Regions from separate parts of the Homo sapiens genome. Here region 2 is linked to region 1. Evidence: chromatin loops called from intact Hi-C (ENCODE). Cell type or tissue: mammary epithelial cell. All regions are shown on one strand. Each heading gives the region's core, and the rest is flanking DNA. Links, peaks and the distances in the headings are about the cores only. Region 1 overlaps FRMD4A (FERM domain containing 4A). Region 2 overlaps FRMD4A (FERM domain containing 4A).

Region 1 (2,808 bases), core at 275-2,774:
GAGGCCAACTATTCCATGTAGGATCATATAGGTGTCATTCCAGCTTCCATGTTCTCTTTGCTTCCTGACCATTTTTTTTTTGAGACAGGGCCCCACTCTGTTGTCAGTGAGACAGGGCCCCACTCTGTTGTCAGGCTGAAGTGCAGCGGTGCAATCTCGGCTCACTGCAACCTCTGCCTTCCAGGTTCAAGCGATTCTCCTGCCTCAGCCTCCCAAGAAGCTGGGACTACAGGCACGTGCCACCACACCTGGCTAGTTTTTGTATTTTTGGTAGAGACGGGGTTTCAGCATGTTGGCCAGGATGGTCTCGATCTCCTGACCTCGTGATCCACCTGCCATGGCCTCCCAAAGTGCTGGGATTACAGGCATGAGCCACTGTACCTGGCCCATTTTCTTACTTTCCTTTCTAGTCTATTTAATTGCTTGATAAATGTTAAACCAATAGATGGCCGGGAACAAAGGAATTGCCAGTCAGATTCATGGCTTAAAAAGTCATTCTTTTAGACAGTTTAATGTGGGGAATAAAGTTTTCTAGAGGGGGAATCCATCTGTCTGTTTGTCCTCTGTGGATGAAGAAGAATTGGCAGTGCGTAAACCCAACAGACTGGAATCCAAATGACATCTGTCTGTGTCCCTTCATGCGACATGTCCCCACCTTGAAGTTCATCACATGTGAATGGTGACCCCCAGGGACCTAAGTCTAATCTCTTGCAGTGTGTGTGGTCACTCATATGCCAGTGGAGTGGTATGAGGATATCTCAAGCCTGGACCATTGACTAATCTTGAATATTCCACAAATGGAATATTCTCTCTCTCTCTCTCAGGTCCTCCTTATTCTTTGAGCTGGTGGCCAGAGAAAAATCACTGTATTTTTGTATCATTCCAGTCTGTGGGTGATTGAAAGCCTTGTCTTGTGAGAATAATGAAAAGGTTATTCCCATCAGACTGTTTATCATAAAATATGGTAAGACAAAAGATGAATATTTAAGCCTACATTGTCATTGGATGGCTTGCTCTTGCAGGCAGTCATTCAAATCAATGAGCAAATACTTCTTTTGAGCACCTAACAGTTGCTATACACTGTGCTAGGTTTTGGGGGATAATTTCTGTAAATGTTGAAAACTGATCGTTGAGAGATAGGTCATGTTTTTTGTTTGTTTGTTTTGTTTTTTGAGATGGAGTCTCGCTCTGTCACCCAGGCTGGAGTGCAGTAGTGCCATCTCAGCTCACTGCAACCTCTGCCTCCTGGATTCAAGCAATTCTTCTGCCTCAGCCTCCTGAGTAGCTGGGATTACAGGCATGTGCCACCACGCCTGGCTAATTTTTGTATTTTTTTTTAGTAGAGATGGGGTTTCACCATGTTGGTCAGGCTGGTCTCGAACTCCTGACCTCGTGATCCGCCTGCCTCAGCCTCCCAAAGTGCTGGGATTTCAGGTGTGAGCTACCTCACCCAGCCTAGGTCATATTTTTTAAAAATAACTAATTGTACAAGATTATGCCAAATGCCTTGAAGATGACACACACCAGAAGCCCTGGAGAAGTTTGAAAGAAACCCCAGACTTAGGCAATCAAGGAAGACTTCACTGAAAGTAAGACTTGAACTCAGCCTTGCACAATGGCTAAACATTCAGATAAAGGGATGGAGAGACAGTTCTCCAGTTCCAAGGAGGAGAGGCAGCATGAGTGAAGGCCAGGCGCATGCCATACACATGGTGTACTCGCAGGAGGCTGAGCCCCAAGAGAAGACCCACAGAGTTGGGGGCATTTTCAGAGGCAGGAAGGAAGTGGTTGCAGCTTAAGATAATTTGTCTGACACCTTCCAGTTGACCAGACATGCACACTTTCTCCTCATGAGGTAGATCTCGTGGCATTTTCCAGATATAGAAAGTCAACTGGTGCTGGGCACAGTCATTCACCTCTGTCATCCCAGGACTTTGGGAGGCCGAGGCAGGTGGATTGCCTGAGTTCAGGAGTTTGTGACCAGCCTGGGCAACACGGTGAAACCCTGTCTCTACTAAAATACAAAAAAATAGCTGGGCATGGCGGCCTGCGCCTGTAGTCCCAGCTACTCAGGAGGCTGAGGCAGGAGAATTACTTGAACCCGGAGGGCGGAGGTTGCAATGAGACTAGATCACACCACTGCACTCCAGCCTGGGCAACAGAGCAAGACTCCATCTAAAAAATAAAAATAAATTTTAAAAAGTCAGCTGGGGAAAATGAATGCATAGAGAGCAAGTTCTGTAGACTGGGAAGTGCAGAAATGGGTGAGCCCCTAGGGTGGGTGCTGTAAGGGTCGGAGGAGGACCCCCCCATCCCACCCGGTGTGTGGTGTGGGAAGACTTTCTGGAGCGGAGACGTGAGAGCTGAGTCCTGCGGGATGGGCCGGACCTCACTGGGGAAGAAGGAAGGGAAAGGCCTACTGGGACGAAGGAACAGCATGAGCTAAGGAACAGAAGTTTGAAATATCATGGAACCTGTGGGGCATTATCAGGCATGGGCAGAGATGACATTGGCACCCAGGCCTTCTGTTTCCTGATCTTGTGTTCTAGTCAGAACAGAATTTATCCCAGCTTTCTGGAAGAAGTTGCTCCTGTTATTTTACTTACAATACTCTCTTCCATTTATTTATTTATTTATGAGACGGAGTCTCGCTCTGTCACCCAGGCTGGAGTGCGGTGGCGCCATCTCGGCTCACTGCAAGCTCCACCTCCCAGGTTCATGCCATTCTCCTGCTTCAGCCTCCTGAGTAGCTGGGACTACAGGCGCCTGCCACTATGCCCGGCTAATTTTTCGTATTTTTTAGTAGAG
Region 2 (2,808 bases), core at 220-2,719, 170 kb before region 1:
CCAGCCCCGCCTGAGAGGACCCAGATTGCGTGGGGAGTGGGGGGCGCAGGCAGCATAGCAAGTGAAAGAATGTCCCTTGGCCTGGCTCTTGAAGGGGGGTGTCGCTCATTTTTCCTCCTCTCACGGGTGTTTGTAACCCAGTTTATTTCATTAAGTCGACTTGAGTGGTTTTGGCCCTCCCTCTGTAAGCTGGCTCATGACAATACTTGTAACCCAGCATGCACAGCTGGCCTTTGTATTTTTAGGTGTAATTTGGTGGTCTATAATTCCTTAATAAAACGCACTGGCTAAACCACCCGTCCCCTCGCTCCACCCCTCCTCCTGGAATGTCTGGACTTTCAGGGGAGGGAGGCGCCCTGGAAGATGTGCCCAAGGGTGTCGGGTTGATTTCACAGATGGGCACAGCCCCGCAGGACCCCTGCTCCTGCTTCTTCACCTGCCCCTGGGCAGGCGGGGGGTAGACCCTTTACATGGCTTCTGAAGACTTTTCTAGAATTCTCGTGCTTGAAGGGCACGTACCTAAAAGCTTCACTCTAAATATCAAGTGTGTCTGTCATAGATCATATATAAAAGAAACTTTTAGAGAAATCCTTCCAAATTTGACCAGCATCCGAAAAGTTCACATAAGATTTCCCATGACAAGCTGTGAATCTGAAAGAATCCTGGGGGAAAAAAAATCCCCCAGCTGGGAGATTCAAGCAGTAATGTGGCTGGTTTGTCCATTTGAAGCTTTTCTGAAACCGTGATTTAGAGTCAAAAGTCCCCAAGCTGGGTATGTGGGGGTAATTACTTAGTCAAGATGATTCTGTCTTTCCAGTGATTACAAATGAGTTTTGAAGCCCTGGCTTCTGGCCTCCACCTCTCACTTTCATTTCATCTCTTTCTTTTTTTGGTGGGGGAGGGAACAGGTTATTGCTCTGTCACCCAGGCTGCAGTGCAGTGGTGCAATCACGACTCATTGCAGCCTCAACCTCCCTGGGCTCAGATGATCCTCCCACCTCAGCCTCCCAAATAGCTGGGACCATGTCACCATGCTCAGCTATTTTTTAGAATTTTTTTGTAGAGATGGGGGTCTCACTACGTTGGCCAGGCTAGTCTTGAACTCCTGTCCTCAAGTGATCCTCCTGCCTCGGCCTCCCAAAGCGCTGGGATAACAGGTGTCGGCCACCACATCTGGCACTCTTTGTCTTTTAAATCAACTAAGCAGGGTGGGCTAGCCCCGCCTCAGGGGCCATTTTTTAGGATTTCCATTAATGTCGTAAGTATACTGTAGAGAGTGCTGAATGATTGGCCACCGGGCCTGGAAAAAGAATACATTCCTGCTCAAGCATGACTCAGTTCAACTCTGCAGACAGGTCCTCAGCAGCAGATAGGTGCCTGGCCCCATCATAGGCGTTTGGGGCTCAAAGGCTAACCACGCCTCGTGCTTGTCTGTGGTCTCTGGCCAAGCCAGGCCCTTGGGGGCAGATATGTCCAACCCAGGCAGCTGGGAGGTAATCCCCATGGGTGGGTCTGGAAGGCAGCCAGGATGGCAAGTCTAAACCAATTCACCAACCTGGGAGGCTCAGTGAACAAGGACTGGTTAGCAGCCTGCAGAGCCAGGCCGAGGGGCCTGGGAGAAGAAGAGGCGGCCCAGAGCAAGACCAGGCTGGGGTGGTCTGCAGGAGGTCCAAGATTACCAACCCATGGTCAGCATTTACCTTCCCCAGCCCTCCTTTCTACTGCCAACCAGGGCCGTTTTAAAGACATATCTGTAATAATACATGGGCCATTTTCCATTCTTCATAGTCTCACAGGAAAGAGCCAAGAACGCAAGAACTGCATTTCAACAAATAGAGGATTTGAGAAAAGTGCAGAGAGCAGCTACCTTTGCTCAAGAAAAACTTCACTCCCCCCTCAAAAAAAAAATCTGTTAGTCACTCCTAGCCTTTGCTTTCTCCATTACAGAATGGGAATGATAGCTTCATGCATTGTAGGGATTAAATAAGTGATGGAGCCAGGTGCAGTGGCTCACGCCTGTAATCCTAGCACTTTGGGAGGCCAAGGTGGGTGGATCACCTGAGGTCATGAGTTCAAGACCAGCCTGACCAACATGGAGAAACCCCATCTCTACTAAAAATACAAAAAATTAGCCGGGCATGGTGGCACATGCTTGTAATCCCAGGTACTCGGGAGGCTGAGGCGGGAGAATCGCTTGAACCCAGGAGGTGGAGGTTGCAGTGAGCTGAGATCGCACCATTGCGCTCCAGCCTGGGTGAGAAGAGTGAGACTACGTCTCAAAAAAATAAAATAAGCGATGGATGTGAAAGTGTGTCACAAAGACTAAGAAAGATACAAATGTGAAATGTTGTTTTTGTTGAAATATTGTATTTTAGCTGTCTTTGATCTTGGGAAAGACTCATCTTGAGTGTATTTATTTATTAGCGATTTTAAGCAGTACTTTTTTGTAGTTTGCGGTGTCTTCATTGGCTAAGGCGATGGCTGATGGCTCTGGATGAGTTCACCTAGGGAACTTTTTAAACACACCCATACTCAGTCCTGACTCCCAGCGGTTCTGATTTAGTTGATCCGGGGCTTAGGTGTTGGGATGGTCTAAAGGTTTTTGATACTAATGTGCAGTCCACCCGGAGCCACTGAACTGAAGGGGCCTCATTCTGCACATAGCAAAAGGCAGCATCAGGATCACTGGGGAGCCACTTTAAATATGTATAAAATGTCTTAAGCGCCCCCGCTGAAGTGCAGTGGTGTAATCATGGCTCACTGCAGCCCCGACCTCCTGGGCTCTGGGGATCCTCCACCTCAGCCTCC

The links. Peaks named below come from ENCODE experiments on the same cell type or tissue, not always from the same donor. Only the 100,000 strongest peaks of a DNase experiment are listed, where the experiment ranks them.
Region 2: it touches region 1 in a loop (2.4-fold over the local background); 11 of 110 quality-filtered maps call a loop at or near these places.

Annotation. Positions count from the first base shown.
Region 1 is chr10:13,798,546-13,801,353 of GRCh38, reverse strand. All of the region lies in intron 4 of FRMD4A (FERM domain containing 4A), which reads left to right. Among named protein-coding and RNA genes, the nearest start is that of FRMD4A-AS2, 190 kb to the left of the region's middle. In mammary epithelial cell, for the core only: no CTCF peak of the experiment used is centred there; a DNase peak (open chromatin) is centred at 1,563.
Region 2 is chr10:13,967,940-13,970,747 of GRCh38, reverse strand. The region is part of intron 2 of FRMD4A (FERM domain containing 4A); the gene reads left to right. Among named protein-coding and RNA genes, the nearest start is that of FRMD4A-AS2, 22 kb to the left of the region's middle. In mammary epithelial cell, for the core only: no CTCF peak of the experiment used is centred there; a DNase peak (open chromatin) is centred at 1,437; H3K27ac peaks cover 242 bases.